Regions from separate parts of the Homo sapiens genome. Here region 1 is linked to region 2. A link is an interaction called in ENCODE POLR2A ChIA-PET data of the cell type or tissue named here. Cell type or tissue: PC-3. All regions are shown on one strand. Links, peaks and the distances in the headings refer to the core of each region. The heading gives the core; the rest is flanking DNA. Region 1 has its middle 17 kb from the start of TMEM177. Region 2 overlaps PTPN4 (protein tyrosine phosphatase non-receptor type 4).

Region 1 (9,803 bases), core at 1,214-9,213, 150 kb before region 2:
TGCTCACCTTACATGGGGTTGTGAGGATTCAATTAGGAAATGTGCAGAGTATACCTGGCATAAAACAAGAGCTCAAACATGAAAGTTGCCCTTCACTCACAGGGCAGGACATAAGCATCAGTCATTTTTTAAAAACTTTTTATTTAGAAATATTTTTAAACTAAAGGAAAACTTGCAAAATAGTACAGAAAGTTGCCATCTATATTTTACTCAGATTCCTCTAACATTAACATCTCCTGCGTGACAATGATCAGAAACAGGAAATTACAATCGGTACAGCTTTATTGAGTAATGTCCGTTCAGTGTTCCAGGAGTCCACACTGCGATTGGTCAACGTGTCCCCTTCTTCTCCTCATCTGTGACAGTCCCTCAGTCTTTTCTCATCATTTGTGACCTTGACACCTTTGACAGTTGTTTTGTAGACTGGCCTTCAGAGTGTGTGTGTGTCTAATGCTTTCCCAAGACTAGGGTGAGGTTATGCATTTTTGCAAGAATTCCACAGAAGCGTTATGTCCTTCTTGGTGCATCTTATCAAGGGGCTTGTGATGTCGATATGTCTTCTTACTGGTGATGTTTACCTTGGTTGCTTGGCTAAAGTGGTGTCTGCCAAGTTTCTCCACTGGGACATTAATATAATCATGGGGAGAGACTTTGAGATTATGCAAACATCCTGTTTCTCCTCAGCTTTTTTCCCACTCTGTATCTACGTATCTTTATATGAATTCCCACTTTAGCATCCATTGGTGAGTGGGTCTTGTCTGCCACAACCATTACCATGATGTCCACTTAATGATAATGTCCATGAGCTGTCCCTCACCGTCATTTAGTTACTTCTTTATTCAGTAGATTTTTATATCAGCATGGAATCATGGACATTTATTTTATTATATAGGTTATAATCCAACACTACCGTTGTTTATTTTGTTCTCAAATTGTTCCAGCTCTGGCCATTGGGAGCCCCTCAGGTTACACCTCTGACCTTTCAGTGCATCCTCGACCTTTCCTAAGCACATCTTTACCTTCCAGCATCACAGTATATTCCAGACTCATCTGTATCTTTCCCACGTCAGCCCTGGAATCAACCATTTCTCCAAGGAGCCCTGGTTCCTTTCACTGGAGAATGGCATTTAGAAATCAAGACCTGCTACAGCAACTGGTACTTGTTGCTACTGTGGTCCAATTGCTTCCGAGCCCTCTCAGTGGCCAGAGCTAGAAAATACAAGTATTTATACTGAGCCCCCCTCAACACGCACACACACACACACACACACACACATTTTCATCTCTCTATCTTTATGTCTTGTATATATATCAAAAAACATGAATTATGGCCAGGCGTGGTGGCTCACGCCTGTAATGCTAGCACTTTGGAAGGCCAAGGTGAGCAGATCGCTTGAGCCTAGGAGTTTGAGACCAGCCTGGGCAACATGGCAAAACCTCATCTCTACTAAAAATACAAAAATACAGAAAATTTAGCCAGGCATGGTGGCAAACACCTGTAGTCCCAGCTACCTGGGAGGCTGAGGTGGAAAGATCACCTGAGCCCAGGAAGTCGAGGCTGCAGTGAGCCATGATCACACCACTGCACTCCAGCCCTGGTGACAGAATGAGAGCCTGTCTCAAAAAAAAAAAAGAAAAAGAAAAAAAAAAAAACGCATTGATACTGATGCTTCCAATTCCAGTCCAACACCTGGGGTTTGTTTTGGCCTTCCTCCTTTCCTTAATTGTAACTTCTTTCCCCTACAGTGAGCAGCTTAGCTCCCATCATCTACGATGTATTACCTTATGTGTTGCTTGGTGTATCCGTAAAGTAACATCCCATTTGCTAACACATCTCCTTGCGAGAAACACATTTACTAACTACATTACAGTATTGGTGTCCTTTTTACTTTGGCTTTATAGAGTCCAGTTAAAATACTGGTTCCCGAATTGCCTGGGCTGGTTCTGTTGCTTTCTTTGTCTCCTACTCCCATCAGTGTGGTTGTGTTTTCATATGAGTTAGGTTCATGTGTTACTGTTTGTATTTCATCTTGGGTTCCCCTACACGCTAGTTGGGTTTAATTATTTATTTCAGGGTACGTGGAACATTACGATGGCTCTAAATACAAAGATACTCAGAGAAGTATCATTCCTTCTCATTCCCAATCCATCTCCATTCCGCCATCTTGCTGCCCCATGGGTACCCACCCTTCCCACTGTGGGCAACCATCTCTTTAGTTTCTGGTTTATCCTTCTTGTGGGTAATTTTTAAGGCCCCCAAGGGCTCCCATGTGCTCCTCTGCATTCCTCCTCCACATTAACCAGTCACTGGCCTGACCTACTAGCAGTTTCCGAAGCATAACCCACTCGTCCGCACCCCTGGGCCTCTGCACATGCTATTCCCTATGACCTCACCACCTTCTTGCTTAGTGTCCTTCTCACCTAAGGTTTCCCCAGGCCTCTGCCCCTTGGCCCCTGTACTGACCTCTGAGGCAAGGCCTACCTAGTCCCTGCTTCTGTGGAGAGGAAGGGCCCAGGCAATGTTTGTTCAGGGAATTGCTTCCCTCAGCATCCACGCTTAATACCATGCTGTGCACATCACTTCGTTCACCAACATCCAACCAGCAGCTACTGAATCCCTGGCTACTTCCACCTACCCAATCTCCCTTTCTTGCTGGGTGCCCCACATTGCATTGTTGGTGTGAACTTTCTGGCTCCAGACTTTGAGCCTGTTCCCATGTCAGTGCATGTACTTATGTCCATTTCAGTTTCCCCACCTATAAACAAGAGCCAATTTCTCTTATTTCCCTGCTCTCCCCAGGTTGAAAAGGTCGTGGCCCCTTGGAAAGATTGTATTGACTGTGTTGGGGATCTGGTGCCACCTGGTGGTTGCCACAAGAAAGGCCTCTCCTGACTCCCAAGTTGTAACCCGTTTCCACCAAATCGACTTCCAAATAATATTTATCAGATCATCATCTGTGCTTTTCTTCCTTGTTTCAGACCACTTTTAGGTGGAAAAGGCAAAGAAGGCTTATATGTATTTTCTTCCATAATGAGTCCATCAGAAAAAGTTCCTTCGGTGAAATCGTTGACCACGTGATGTTTGGGGACTCCCTATGGGATCAATCATCCGGGTTCCTTAGAGACCATGGCCATAATCAGGGGCTGGCCAAGGGAATGAGTATCCCTGGGTTCAACAGCTGTTTCTGAAGACCTGCCAGTTCCCCTGTCTTGCATTAACTCGGGTTATCATGCCATTCTCCTTCTAAGGCCAAAGATACCTGTAACCGAAGAATCGGGATACTTCACTGCAGTCACTTCATTTTTTTTTCTTTTGAGGCAGAGTCTTGCTCTGTCACCTAGGCTGGAGTGCAGTGGCACAATCTCGGCTCACTGCAACCTCTGCCTCCCAGGTTCCAGCGATTCTCCTGCCTCAGCCTCTCAAGTAGCTGGGATTACAGGGACCCGCCACCACGCCCGGCTAATTTTTCTATTTTTAGTACAGATGGGGTTTCACCATATTGGCCAGGCTTGTCTCAAACTCCTGACTTCAAGTGATCCACCCGCCTCAGCCTCTCAAAGTGCTGGGATTACAGGCATGAGCCACCATGCCTGGCCAAGCAGCTTCATTTTAGAAGTGATTATTATTGCTTTCCTTTCTAGAACTTCCGGTTTGTGAAGTATTTTCTCAATGATCCTCAAAACATTCTAAGACATAAAGTAGCTGTTATTAGTGTGATTTTATGCAGAAACTCAGGCCCAGAAAGCTTCATGGACTTACCCAATTAGCAGAAGAGCCAGGTTTGGGCAGGATCTTGGTTTCCTGCAAAGGTTTCGTTGCCTAGCCAGGCGTGGTGGTGTGTACCTGTAGTCCCAGCTACCTGGGGGGCTGGGGTGGGAGGCTCACCTGAGCCCAGGTAGTCAAGGCTGCAGTGAGCCATGATCCTGGTACCCAGTCCACTCTTCTCTCTACTACATGGTAATCAATGAAAATATTACAGATTTACATTTTTTAACTTTTTATTTAAACTTTCAGCTTTGGAGTCTCTAAGAGTAAAGATATTATGTGATGATATTTGTATTTTACTTAATTGCTTATTCTTTAAAACATGTAATATAGAAAAAAATACAAATTAGCAAATGTCCTTTGCTCTAAAGAAATCAGCTGGCAAGTTTGCCCCACCCAGCAGCAGCCATGTCTTACTCATTTCTGTATCCCCAGCATGCAGCAAGATGTTTGGCACAATGCAGGCTCTCAATAAATGTTTTTTGAGGCTGGGTATGGTGGCTCACACCTGTAGTCCCTGCACTTTGGGAGGCTGAGGCAGGTAGATCCCTTGAGCCCAGGAGTTCAAGACCACCCTGGGCAACATGGTGAAAACCTGCCTCTACAAAAAACACAAAAATTGGCCGGGCATGGTGGCCCATGCCCAGCTACTTGGGAGGCTGAGGTGGAAGGATCACTTGAGCCTGAGAGGTCAAGGCTGCAGTAAGCCGACATTATGCCACCACACTCCAGCCTGGGCAACAGAGCAAGACCCTGTCTCAATTTTTTAAAAATTGGCTAGGTGCAGTGGCTCATGTCTGTAATCCCAGCACCTTAGGAGACCGAGGTGGACGGATTGCTTGAGCTCAGGCATTCAAGACCAGCCTGGGCAACATGGCAAAACCCCATCTCTACAAAAAATACAAAAAAGATTAGCCAGGTGTGTTGGTGCACATCTGTGGTCCCAGCTACTGGGGAGGGTAAGATGGAAGGATCACTTGACCCCAGGAGGCTGAGGCTGCAGTGAGCCAAGATTGTGCCACTGCACTCCAGCCTGGGCAACAGAGCAAGACCCTGTCTCAAAACAATAGCAATAATGTTTGTTGAATTAAGGAATATAAAAGAAATGTGAAAACTATGTATCTAATATTCATTTACATTTTCACGGACAAGTATGTTCATAGAGTCTATTTGCTATAAAAAATATAGGAGTTGGTTCTAATAGATAAAATTTAGAATCCAGAACATCCGAGATGGAAGGACATGGAATGTCGTCTAGCCCCACCCTGGTAAGTATTGGTGGAATCTCTGTAAATTTATCAAGTCCATGCAGTTTCCTTGCTTTTTATTAAAGAAGGGGAAGTAACAGTATTGACGTCATAGAATTGTTGTGAGGTTAAATGAGATCATCCTGGTAGCACAATGCACAATAAATACACAATAAATATTAGCTGTTATTAGGATCACAATATTTATTTGTTAAGGGAGTGAAGCTGAGTCCTCACTCACCACTGCATCTTCTTCAGTTATCCTTTCTACCCTCCACCCATTCATCTCCTGTGCTCCAATAGCTATGTTGGGATCTATGCATGAAAGAGAACTCTCCAGATGGTGAAGGAGATGGAGCATTGCACTAAAGAACACTAGGCCAGGCGTGGTGGCTCACAGTCTGAAGTGCCTTAGCACTTTGGGAGGCTAAGGCAGGAGCATCGCTTGAGCCCAGGAGTTTGAGACCAGCCTGGGCAACATAGTGAGACTTCGTCTCTACAAAAAAATTAATTAGCCAAGCATGGTGGCACGTGCTTGCAGTCCCAGCTACCCAAGAGGCTGAAGTAGAAAAACTGCTTGAACTCACGAGGTCAAGGCTGCAGTGAGCCATTATCGCCACACCACTGCACTCTAGCCTGGGTGACAGAGTTAGACTCTTTCTCAAAACACACACACACACACACACACACACACACACACACAAAGTCTCTCTCTTCCAGCAGGGTTTTGAGGATGGGTTTCGGTAAATGTTTAAAGAGTGGAGATGATTAGAGTATGGACTCCCTGAAGGTAGGGGAATGGACTTGGCCCAGGGCTACTCATGTCTCTTCCAAAGATATGGAGACATCCCTCTCAGGTCTCTTTGCCCAAACCATGCAGCCTTCCCTTTTGGATTAAGACCACTGGCCTCCTGCTCTCTCTCACTAGATGGCATCACAGAGAGGTGTTTCAACATGAAGGCAAGGAGACCTACCTCTCCTGGAGGACATCTTGCAGGAGGCCTGGGAGCACCAAGAAAATGGGCAGCCCCTTACCGTGAGGGAGAGCCACAGCACCCCTCCCCTTCCTCCTCACCATGAGCCCCATCAGAGCAAGCCAGGCAGGCCAGAAACTGATAGTCTGGCATTACAAGACAGGCTGAGCTTACCTTATCCCTTCTTTCAGGAATTTAGACCAGGAAGTAGAGAGAGACCAAGCAAGTTAGCAACAAGGACAGAAGCTGGACAGTTATAAAATGGAGAAATTGGGCGGGGCAGCTGCGATGGGCCATGAGTGACTGAAGTTGTAGGCAAAGAAGAAGTGGGTTTTTGGTGTTTGGAAAACACGAGGAAAAAAGTAGATGCACCAAGAGATAGCAAGAAGCAAGCTGGGATAGAACCCAAGCACACCCATTGCTGAGTTCCTGCCCCCGTTCCCAGCCAGCCCCTGGAACAGGGCCCAACCTGAAAACCACCTCTGTCCTGAAAAAGCTTAAGTGACTCTGCTTCTTACCACCAAAAAGCCTGATCAGATCTTGGCCAAGGCATGGACCCAGGGGTCTGGTGACCCATTCTCTAAAAGTGGTGTGTTCTTAGAAAAGTATTTCATTTCTGATACTCTGTTTACAGGAAGTTTGTTAAAACCACTGTGAAAAGACTTTTCAAGGAAGCAATGCACTTTGAGGTGTATATATAAGGTAGTCAAAGAATGCTTATCCCTCCCACACACCCCCATAACCAATAGTGCAAGCTTTACACATACACACACACACACACACACACACAAATACATATACACACACAGAGTGTGTGCCCTGTCTCAGGTCCAGCTGTCAATATCTCAAAAGCTAGAGGCCCACCAAATGTGGGGTGCTTTTTTTGTGCTTACTGTCCCTGGTGGTGGAAGTTGACCTCATTTGAGGCTGAATCTAGGGACAGGCTACTCCCAAGCTCACCACTGCCTGAAGCTCCAAGCTGGCCATCCTTGGGGTGCCAATGGATCTGTTATGCACCCAAACCTCCCCACCCCCCACCTTCCAGAAGTCCTCACCCCTGCTTCAGGCTGAGGTGCCCTTCTTCTTCAACAAGAAGAGCTAGCTATTCTAAATATATATGCACCCAATACAGGAGCACCCAGATTCATAAAACAAGTTCTTAGAGACCTGTGAAGAGACTTAGACTCCCACGCAATAATAGGGGGAGACATTAACATCTCACTGTCAGTACTAGACAGATCTATGAGACAGAAAATTAACAAGGCTAATCAGGACTTGAACTCAGCTTTGGATCAAGTGGACCTAGTAGACATCTACAGAACTCTCTACTCAAATCAACAGAATATACATTCTTCTCAGTGCCACATGGTACTTATTCTAAAATCGACCACATAACTGGAAGTAAAACCCTCCTCAGCAAATGCGAAAGAACTGAAATCATAACAAACAGTCTCTCAGGCCACAGGGCAATCAAATTAGAACTCAGGATTAAGAAACTCACTCAAAACCACACAATTACCTGGAGATTGAACAACCTGCTCCTGAATGACTCCTGGGTGAATCATGAAATTAAGGCAGATATCAAGAATTTCTTTGAAACCAACGAGAACAAAGAGACAACATACCAGCTTCTCTGGGACACAGCTAAAGCAGTGTGAAGAGGGAAATTTATAGCACTAAATGCTCACATCAGAAAGCTTGAAATATCTCAAATTGACACCCTAATATCACAATTAAAAGAGCTAGAGAGGCAAGAACAAATTAATCCAAAAGCTAGCATAAGACAAGAAATAACTAAGATCGGAGAAAAATTGAAGGAGATAGAGACATGAAAAACCCTCCAAAAAATAAATGAATCCAGTAACTGTTTTTTTTAAATTAACAAAATAGACCACTTTAGACTAACAAAGAAGAAAAGAGAGAAGAATCAAATAGACACAATAAAAAATTACAAAGGGAATATCACCACTGACCCCACAGAAATACAAACTACCATCAGAGAATACTATAAACACCTCCACGCAAATAAACTAGAAAATCTGGAAGAAATGGATAAATTCCTGGACACATACACTCTCCCAAGACTACACTAGGAAGAAGTCGAATCCTTGAATAGACCAATAACAAGTTCTAAAAGTAAGGCAGTAATTAATAGCCTACCAATCAAAAAAAGCCCAGGACCAGATGGATTCACAGCTGTATTCTACCAGAAATACAAAGAGGAGCTGGTACTATCATTCCTTCTGAAACTATTCCAAACAATTGAAAAGGAGGGACTCCTCCCTAACTCATTTTGTGAAGCCTGCATCATCCTGATACCAAAACCAGGGAAAGACACAACAAAAAAAGAAAACTTCAGGCCAATATCCCTGATGAACATTGATGTGAATATCCTCAGTGAAATACTGGCAAACCGAATCCAGCAGCACGTCAAAAAACTTATCCGCACGATCAAATCGGTTTCATCCCTGGGATGCAAGGCTTGTTCAACATACACAAATCAATAAACATAATCCATCACATAAACAGAACCAAAGACAGAAACTCCATGATTATCTCAATAGATGCAGAAAACGCCTTTGAAAAAATTCAACATCCCTTCACGCTAAAAACTCTCAATAAACTAGGTATTGATGGAACATATCTCAAAATAATCAGAGCTATTTATGACAAACCCACAGCCAACATCATATTGAATGGGCAAAAGCTGGAAGCATTCCTTTTGAAAACCGGCACAAGGCCGGTTGCAGTGGTTCACACCTGTAATCCCAACACTTTGGGAGGCTGAGGCGGGTGGATCACCTGAGGTTGGGAGTTCAAGACAAGCCTGACCAACATGCAGAAACCCTGTCTCTACTAAAAATACAAAATTAGCCAGGTGTGGTGGCACATGCCTGTAATCCCAGCTACTCATGAGGCTGAGACAGGAGAATTGCTTGAACTTGGGAGGCGGAGGTTGCAGTGAGCCGAGACTGTATCATTTGCACTCCAGCTTGGGCAACAAGAGTGAAACGCTGTCTCAAAAAAAAAAAAAAAGAAGAAAAGAAAAAGAAAGAAAGAAAACCAGAACATGACAAGGATGCCCTCTCTCACCACTCCTATTCAACATAGTATTGGAAGTTCTGGCCAGGGCAATCAAGCAAGAGAAAGAAATAAAGGGTATTCAAATAGGAAGAGAGGAAGTCAAATTGTCTCTGTTTGCAGATGACATGATGTTATATTTAGAAAACCCTGTCATTGAACTGATAAGCAACTTCAGCAAAGTCTCAGGATACAAAATCAATGTGTAAAAATCACAAGCATTCCTTTATACCAGCAATAGACAAGCAGAGAGCCAAATCATGAATGAACTCCCATTCACAGTCGCTACAAAGAGAAGAAAATACCTAGGAATACAGCCAACAAGGGACTTGAAGGACTTCTTCAAGGAGAACTACAAACCACTTCTCAAGGAAATAAGAGAGGACACAAACAAATGGAAAAACATTCCATCCTCATGGGTAGGAAGAATCAATATCGTGAAAACGATCATGCTACCCAAAGTAATTTATAGATTTAATGCTATTCCTATGGAACTACCATTGACATTCTTCACAGAATTAGAAAAAAAAATTTTAAATTTCATATGGAATCAAAGAAGACCCTGTATAGCCAAGACAAGTCTAAGCAAAAAGAACAAAGCTGGAGGCATCACGCTACCTGACTTCAAACTATACTACAAGGCTACAGTAACCAAGACGGCATGGTACTGGTACCAAAACAGATATATAAAAACCAATGGAGCAGAACAGAAACCTCAGAAATAACACCACACAT
Region 2 (9,803 bases), core at 644-8,643:
TCTTATATTCTTGCTAATTTTCCTAGTTGTATCAATTATTGAGAAAGGGGAGTTGAGCTCTCCTATAATTGTGGGATTTATCTTTTTTTATTTCAGTTTGACAGTTTTGCTTCATGTATTTTTGCAGCTCTGTTGGTTGGTACATCCACATTTAGGATTGGTAATGTCTCGGTGGCTTGACCATTTTATCATTATGTAATGCCTAATCTGTTCTTATGAATTTTATTTGTTCCCAAGTCTACTTTATCTGATACTAATATAGGTACTCTTCTTCCTATTGATTAATGTTTCCATGATACATCTCTTTCCATCCTTGTACTTTCTACCTGCCTGTATTGTTATATGTGAGGAGAGTTTCTGGAAGACAGCATTATAGCTGGGCCATGTACCCCATCCCCACCCCCACTCCGCCAATCACTGTCATTTTAGTTTCTTAGAGACAGGGTTTCTGTCTGTCTCTGACACTGGGGTACAGTGGCATGATCATAGCTCACTGTAACCTTGAACTCCTGGGCTCAAGGGATCCTCCTACCTCAGCCTCCTGAGTAGCTAGGACTACAGGTGCATGCCACCATGCTCAGCTAATTTTTTTTTTTTAATTATACTTTAAGTTCTAGGGTACATGTGCACAACGTGCAAGTTTGTTACATAGGTATACATGTGCCATGTTTGTTTGCTGCACCCATTAACTCATCATTTACATTAGGTATTTCTCCTAATACCATCCCTCTCCCTGCCCTCCACCCAACGACAGGCCCCCGTGTGTGATGTTCCCCGCCCTGTGTCCAAGTGTTCTCATTGTTCATTTCCCACCTGTGAGTGAGAACATGCAGTGTTTTGTTTTCTCTCCTTGCGATAGTTTGCTCAGAATGATGATTTCCAGTTTCATCCATGTCCCTGCAAAGGACGTGAACTCATCCTTTTTTATGGCTGCATAGTATTCCATGGTGTATATGTGCCACATTTTCTTAATCTAGTCTATCATAGATGAACATTTGGGTTGGTTCCAAGTTTTTGCTATTGTGAATAGTGCTGCAACAAACATACACGTGTATGTGTCTTTATAGCAGAATGATTTATAATCCTTTGGGCATATACCCAGTAATGGGATCTTTGGGTCAAATGGTATTTCTAGTTCTAGATCCTTGAGGAATCATCATACTGTCTTCCACAATGGTTGAACTAGTTTACACTCCCACCAACAGTGTAAAAGTGTTCTATTTCTCCACATCCTCTCCAGCATCTGTTGTTTCCTGACTTTTTAATGATCGCCATTCTAACTGGCATGAGATGGTATCTCATTGTGGTTTTGATTTGCATTCTGGTCATCTCTGATGACCAGTGATGATGAGCATTTTTTCATGTGTCTGTTGGCTGCATAAATGTCTTTTTTTGAGAAGTGTCTGTTCATATCCTTTGCCCACTTTTTGATGGGGTTGTTTGTTTTTTTCTTATAAATTTGTTTAAGTTCTTTGTAGATTCTGGATATTAGCCCTTCGTAGATGGATAGATTGCAAAAATTTTCTCCTGTTTTGTATGTTGCCTGTTCACTCTGATGGTAGTTTCTTTTGCTGTGCAGAAGTTCTTTAGTTTAATCAGATCTCATTTGTCTATTTTGTTTTGTTTGTTTTTGCCATTGCTTTTGGTGTTTTAGTTATGAAGTCCTTGCCCATGCCTATGTCCTGAATGGTATTGCCTAGGTTTTCTTCTAGGGTTTTTATGGTTTTAGGTCTAACATTTAAGTCTTTAATCCATCTTGAATTAATTTTTGTATAAGGTGTAAGGAAGGGATCCAGTTTCAGCTTTCTACATATGGCTAGCCAGTTTTCCCAGCACCATTTATTAAATAGGGCCATTTCTTGTTTTTGTCAGGTTTGTCAAAGATCAGATGGTTGTAGATGTGTGGTGATATTTCTGAGGCCTCTGTTCTGTTCCATTGGTCTATCTCTCTGTTCTGATACCAGTACCATGCTGTTTTGGTTACTGTAGCCTTGTAGTATAGTTTGAAGTCAGATAGTGTGATGCCTCCAGCTTTGTTCTTTTTGCTTAGGATTGTCTTGGCAACGTGGGCTCTTTTTTGGTTCTATATGAACTTCAAAGTAGTTTTTTCCAGTTCTGCAAAGAAAATCATTGTTAGCTTGATGGGGATGGCATTGAATCTATAAATTACCTTGGGCAGTATGGCCATTTTCACGATACTCCTTCTTCCTATCCATGAGCATGGAATGTTCTTCCATTTGTTTGTGTCCTCTTTTACCCCAGAATTTCATATTCAGCCAAACTAAGCTTCATAAGTGAAGGAGAAATAAAATTCTTTACAGACAAGCAAATGCTGAGAGATTTTGTCACCACCAGGCCTGGCTTACAAGAGCTCCCGAAGGAAGCACTAAACATGGAAAGGAACAACTGGTACCCGCCACTGTAAAAACATGCCAAATTGTAAAGACCATCGATGCTAGGAAGAAACTGCATCAACTAATGGGCAAAATAACCAGCTAACATCATAACGATGGGATCAAATTCACATATAACAATATTAACCTTAAATGTAAATTGGCTAAATGCCCCAATTAAAAGACAGACTAGCAAATTGGATAAAGAGTCAAGACCCATCAGTGTGCTGTATTCAGGAGACCCATCTCACGTGCAGAGACACACATAGGCTCAAAATAAAGGGATGGAGGAATATCTAACAAGCAAATGGAAAGCAAAAAAAAGCAGGGGTTGCAATCCCAGTCTCTGATAAAACAGAGTTTAAACCAATAAAGATCAAAAGAGACAAAGACGGCCATTACATAATGGTAAAGGGATCAATTCAACAAGAAGAGCTAACTATCCTAAATATATATGCACCCAATACAGGAGCACCGAGATTCATAAAACAAGTCCTTAGAGACCTGCAAAGAGACTTAGACTCCCACACAATAATAATGGAAGACTTTAACACCCTACTGTCAACATTAGACAGATCAGCGAGGCAGAAGGTTAGAAAGAATATCCAGGATTGAACTCAGCGCTGCACCAAGCGGACCTAATAGACATCTACAGAACTCTCCACCCCAAATCAGCAGAATATACATTCTTCTCAGCACCACATCACACACCACATCCAAAATTGACCACATAGTTGGAAGTAAAGCACTCCTCAGCAAATGTAAAAGAACAGAAATCACAACAAACTGTCTCTCAGACCACAATGCAATCAAATTAGAACTCAGGATTAAGAAACTCACACAAAACCACACAACTACATGGAAACTGAACAACCTGCTTCTGAATGACTACGGGGTAAATAACAAAATTAAGGTAGAAATAAAGATGTTATTTGAAACCAATGAGAACAAAGACACAACGTACCAGAATCTCTGGGACAACTTAAAGCAGTGCGTAGAGGAAAATTTATAGCACTAAATGCCCACAAGAGAAAGCAGGAAAGATCTAAAATCGACACCCTAACATTACAATGAAAAGAACTAGAGAAGCAAGAGCAAACACATTCAAAAGCTAGCAGAAGGCAAGAAATAACTAAGATCAGAGCAGAACTGAAGGAGATAGAGACGCAAAAAACCCTTCAAAAAATCAATGAATCCAGAAGCTGGTTTTTTGAAAAGATCAACAAATTGATAGACTGCTAGCCAGACTAATAAAGAAGAAAAGAGGGAAGAATCGAATAGACGCAATAAAAAATCATAAAGGAGATATCACCACCCATCCCACAGAAATACAAACTACCATCAGAGTACTATAAACACCTCTACGCAAATAAACTAGAAAATCTAGAAGAAATGGATAAATTCCTGGGCACATACACCCTCCCAAGACTAAACCAGGAAGAAGTTGAATCTCTGAATAGACCAATAACAGGCTCTGAAATTCAGGCAATAATTAATAGCCTACCGACCAAAAAAAGTCCAGGACCAGACGGATTCATAGCCGAATTCTACAAGAGTTACAAAGCGGAGCTCGTACCATTCCTTCTGAAACTATTCCAATCAATAGAAAAAGAGAGAATCCTCCCTAACTCATTTTATGAGGCCAGCATCATCCTGATACCAAAGCCTGGCAGAGACACAACAAAAAAAGAGAATTTTAGACCAATATCCCTGATGAACATCGATGCAAAAATCCTCAATAAAATACTGGCAAACTGAATCTAGGAGCATATCAGAAAGCTTATCCCCCAAGATCAAGTCGGCTTCATCCCTGGGATGCAAGGCTGGTTCAGCATACACAAATCAATAAACGTAATCCATCAGCTAAACAGAAGCAATGACAAAAACCACATGATTATCTCAATAGATGCAGAAAAGGCCTTTGACAAAATTCAACAGCCTTTCATGCTAAAAACTTTCAATAAACTAGGTATTGATGGAACGTATCTCAAAATAATAAGAGCTATTTATGACAAACCCACAGCCAATATCATACTGAATGGGCAAAAGCTGGAAGCATTTCCTTTGAAAACTGGCACAAGACAGGGATGCCCTCTCTCAACCACTCCTATTCAACATAGTGTTGGAAGTTCTGGCCAGGGCAGTCAGGCAAGAGAAAGAAATAAAGGGTATTCAGTTAGGAAAAGAGGAAGTCAAATTGTCCCTGTTTGCAGATGACATGATTGTATATATAGAAAACCCCATCATCTCAGCCCAAAATCTCCTTAAGCTGATAAGCAACTTCAGCAAAGTCCCAGGATACAAAATCAATGTGCAAAAATCACAAGCATTCCTATACACCAATAACAGACAGAGAGCCAAATCATGAGTGAACTCCCATTCACAATTGCTACAAAGAGAATAAAATACCTAGGAATCCAACTTACAAGGGATGTGAAGGACCTGTTCAAGGAGAACTACAAACCACTGCTCAACGATGTAAAAGAGGCCCAGCTAATTTTTAAAACATTCTTTTTTGTAGAAACAGGGCCTCCCTGTGTTTTCCAGGCTGGTCTCAAACTCTTGTCCTGAAGCAATCCTCCCACCTCCCAAATCGTTGGGATTACAGTCATGAGCCACTTCACCCAGCCCAATCACTGTCTTTTAATTGTGGAATTTTACTTGGCAAGCGTCTCCTTGTCAACATAGTAAGACTTTTTTCCCCTACATTATTTTTATATTTATATAACAATGACTTTTACTTTGAGCTTTAATCTTTTGAAATGAATAATCTGTGAGAGATCAGCTCCAGGTATTATCACTGATTTGAAATACTATTTTCATTATATTTTGCTTACTCATTGTTCATACTGCTTACTACTTATTGCTTACTCATTCAAACATCCCAAATACTAGTCTTTCTTCTAGTTTAGTGTGTTTCCTTTACCTAATTGTCTTTAAGACAGAAGTGTTAGGTGTTTTAAAGTTTGAATCCTTAAATGCCTGAGTGTTTTAAGAGTTTTTTTTTCTCCTCCATGAATGTTAATTTTCTAGGTATATAAGTCAGTGTTTCAAAGAATTTTCTTTCACAACTTTGAAGCTACAGCTTCATTGTCTTTAAACATCTAGTATCGCTGATATCACTGTGATTTCTGTTGTTTTATAGGCCATCTAGTTTTTATCTCTTAGGTTAAAAATTCAGAAGCAAAGATTGGTCACCATTTCTATTTTGTTTTCTTAGGAATAATAACAATAATACTATTAGGTTGAATTTTGAGGATGGTTAAAATGAAGGGTTGTTTTTTTTTTTAAACTTCTTGGTTTCCCCAACACCTTAAGTTTTTTAAAAAAGGGAAGGGCCTGCCAAAATTAAATAATTTTTCCTCCTGTTGTCATTCTACAGTGCTTTAAAATACTTGCATCAATGAGTAATATCCAACTTCCTGAGGCAGCATAATCTTCCCGCCCCTTTTGGCTACTCCAAAGTTTACATATTTTGAATTGGAATATGACTTCCTTAAAAATTTATGTATTAAATCTTCTGGATGGAGCAGTTAAAAAAAAAACCTCTTTTTCAAAGCAGTGGTAACTTTAGTTTGATGATGAACTATATATAACTTATACCTACAATTCTTATTCTGGTGTTTCAAAATTTATAACTGTTTTCCACCTAAGTTTTAATTGAGAAATATATAATAACTTTGCCTTTTAAACTACAGCTTATATTTTACGAACCTTTTATTTAGTGAATTTTTTTTTTTTTAACTTAGACTTTGTGTGGACAGTAATGACCTCACGTTTCCGATTGCCTGCTGGCAGAACCTACAATGTACGAGCATCAGAGTTGGCCCGAGACAGACAGCATACTGAAGTGGTTTGCAACATCCTTCTTCTGGATAACACTGTACAAGCTTTCAAAGTCAATGTAAGTATTTTGTGTCTTTTAAAAAATAATCTCTGGCTATAAGTCTGAATTTAGACATATATGTAAACTAGGATTATTAAATTATAGTACAGTTTGAAAAGTCTTATTCAAGTAAAAAAGTCTTTTTGGTGCAGGATTGTATTAGATGCATGCTCTCATTCAAACTGGGTCTTTTTAAAAAGTGTTGCTCACTGGATGTTGTTGAGAAACCAACAGTGTGCATTTTGATTAGTAGAGCAGATCCATAGTATGTGTGTGGTTTTCATAAATGTGCTTGAGGGTGCCTGAAAAGAATTTGTTCTTCTAAATAATTTATACATATTCATGGTAATTTTACTTGTACTGTCTGTGAGTAAAATTTTTGCCAAACAAAAATAAATGACAGCCCTGATCTTATCTATCGTCTGAAATATTTATTTAACAAATATTTGTTCATCCTATTTGTGTCTAGCTTTGTTTGCTCATCGTTATTTGTGAGTTTTACCCATGTGGTGTGTTAACAGTAGTTAGTTCATTGTTACTGCTCTGTAGTACCCTTTTGTATGAATATACTATAGTTTACTTATCCTTTCATTTACCATTTACTTGTCCAGTTTATTGTTGGTATATATTTGGATTTGTTTCCACTTTGGGCTCTTACAAATAATACTGCTGTGAACATTCTTGTACATATCTTGATACATATAAAAGTGTATTCTCCCTTTTTATTTAAAAACTTTTCAACCTATATGGAAAAGGTGAAATAATATTATAATGAATACCCTTATACCCTTTACCTAAATTGACCCAGTGTTAACATTTTGCACATTTACTTTATGTTTCCTTCTCTCTACATGACTTTTTTTTCCTGAACCTTTTGAAAGTAAGTACTTCAGTATTCCGAGAATCTCATAATTACCACATCCCTAAATTTAACTTTATGAAAATAATAATATATGCAGTCTGTATTCAAACTGGAATTCTTATTCTTCAGGATGTTTTGGTATTTCCAAATTTTTCAGGATGTTTTCTGCTGTATTACTTGGGTATTTCCACACTTTGAAATCTTTAAGTAATATAAAATATGAATCTTACACCGGGGCCAGTCGGGGGATTAGGGGCTGGGGGAGGGATAGCATTAGGAGAAATACCCAATGTAAATGATGAGTTGATGGGTGCAGCCAACCAACATGGCACATGTATACCTAGGTATCAAACCTGCATGTTGTGCACATGTACCCTAGAACTTAAAGTATAATAATACAAAAAATGAATCTTTCTTATTTACCAGTTTAAGCTTAAAATTTTCTGTGTATTACTATATAGCAGGATTATGAATTTATCTCAAATTCCAAGCTATTTCACATTGAAAAAGGGGCTGCAGAGTAGTGAATATTACATCATTATCATTAAAAATACCTTCAACATTATCTAAAATACCCAACAGATTTAGGATTTAGTGTGCTTTTCTAAAAAGCTAAACTTTTGATTTCTTTTGTATTCTATCATCTGTTAATATATAGTTGGAATATAGGTTGCCAAACAGAGATAACATAAAGTGAAGAGAATTCTACTTCGTACAAATTTCTATTTAATAGAAACTCTCATGTATTAGACAGTTGATGTAAGAAAATAAGCCTTTTTTCCTATTATTCACGTGTTAGAATTCTTTTTTGGAAAAGGCATAAATTTAATAACTTTTGTCTTAGCTTAAATTTAGCTACTATTTAGTTTTCATTTTAACTATAGTTTTGAATGTATTTCAAAATATTGTAAAAAGGTTTGGTATGTTTCTCAGCTAGCATAATTTTCTGTTGAGCACTTTAGTTAACAGTAGTATGCTGTATTTTTCAGTGTAGTAATCAATGTGCTGTCTAGTTACTCTTTTAGAAAGACATATATATTAATGTACTTTTATATGTTTATATTTTAAAAATATATATTACATATATTTAGCTGGCAGTTTCAATAGACCTGGATATATTACCTAGAATGGTAAGTAAGCTTACCATTCTGTGGTGCTAGAAACTTTCTCTACCATTATCTCAGGTCATCAAAAAACTTAAGAGGAACAATATTTATGAAAAATTGCTGGTTATGTGGTATATTTATTCCTCTGGGTATTTGAACCCAAGCCATTCAAACCAAAAGAGTTGCTTTGTACTTTTAGGTAGATTATTTATCTTTTAATCCATGTGAATAGATCTCCAGTTATGTACTTTACAACCTGTGGAGTGGTATGTGGCAGCCTGCAAACTAATTGGGGGTTTGAAAGTTTTGGTGTTTGTTTTCTTGTGTCCACTTAGTACCATTAAGTCTCAGAAATCCTTTGTGGGCAGCTGCCAGGTTCACCAGCATTTCTCTGTTCACCAAGAAGGAGAACTACTCAGTTTCCTTTGGAGACTACCAGGCATTGGAGTCATTGCTTTTCATGAAAGATTTTTGCACCACAGGTAAAATATTCATGTTGCCAAAGCCTGCTTTGTTTCATCTGGTAGTTATCTCATCAAAGCCGTTTCTGTATTTTCTGAGGGAAATTTTTGTAATGAAGGAGTTGATGTAACTTCACTAGATCTTGCTTTTTCTCTGCTGTGGACATAGGAATGATAAGCCTGTTATCACTGGGTTTGTGTTGGCTTGTGTTGTTTCAATGTCAAGTCCTATTTTCACTGTGGCTTTGGTATAACCATTTATTTACTGTGGCCAACCTATGGAGTGTATTGTCCCTCTCATGCCGTGAATTCATTGTCACTAAATGAATTCATGATATGAGAATTCATCTCACCAAATATGTTTGCATTAACAACTCACTAAATATGTTTGCATTAAATACTTTAAAATGCATAGTGTCCGTACTACATGGATTGATGTCTTCAATCTATGAGGATTTTTACCCCTAATTTTTGACTTGACTTTTACTTTGGTGCAGCTGATTAACGTTAGCCTGTATGATGAACAAGGAAGGGCTGGGAGGACCAGCCTATTTTAGTTACTGTGACTGCGTAAGAAATTACCCTAAAACTTAGTGGCATAAAATAACCATGTATTGTCCTCAGGGATTCCGTGAGTCAGAGATTCACACACACACACAAAAGGCTTAATTTTGCTCCATTATGTATCAGTCCTCGGCTGGAAGACTCAAAGGCTGGAGGCTAGAATCATTCGAAGGCTTATTCACTCACATGGCTGTTACCTGAAACCTTAGCTGAGGCTGAGGCACCTATATATGACCTCTTGATATCCTGGACTTCTTCATAGCACAGTGGCTGGTTTCTTTCTTTCTTTTTTTTTTTTGAGACGGAGTTTCGCTGTTGTTGCCCAGGCTGGAGTACAATGGCACGATCTCGGCTCACCGCAACCTCCGTCTCCCAGGTTCGAGCGATTCTCCTGCCTCAGCCTCCCTAGTAGCTGGGATTACAGGCATGTGCCACCATGCCTGGTTAATTTTGTGTTTTTAGTAGAGACAGGGTTTCTTCATGTTGGTCAGGCTGGTCTTGAACTCCCGACCTCAGGTGATCCACCTGCCT

The links. Peaks named below come from ENCODE experiments on the same cell type or tissue, not always from the same donor. Only the 100,000 strongest peaks of a DNase experiment are listed, where the experiment ranks them.
Region 1: POLR2A ChIA-PET joins it to region 2 with 5 read pairs; 3 of 35 experiments call an interaction of 5 or more read pairs at or near these places.

What each region holds. Positions count from the first base shown.
Region 1 is chr2:119,657,370-119,667,172 of GRCh38, forward strand. It overlaps a transcript of CFAP221 not described here. Among named protein-coding and RNA genes, the nearest start is that of TMEM177, 17 kb to the right of the region's middle. In PC-3, for the core only: a CTCF peak has its summit at 2,856 (motif pointing left); no DNase peak of the experiment used is centred there.
Region 2 is chr2:119,803,695-119,813,497 of GRCh38, forward strand. PTPN4 (protein tyrosine phosphatase non-receptor type 4) reads left to right here. Exons shown (of 27, transcript NM_002830.4): 2 at 6,143-6,297. The coding sequence starts at 6,160. Among named protein-coding and RNA genes, the nearest start is that of PTPN4, 49 kb to the left of the region's middle. In PC-3, for the core only: no CTCF peak of the experiment used is centred there; no DNase peak of the experiment used is centred there; H3K4me3 peaks cover 1,138 bases; H3K27ac peaks cover 1,958 bases.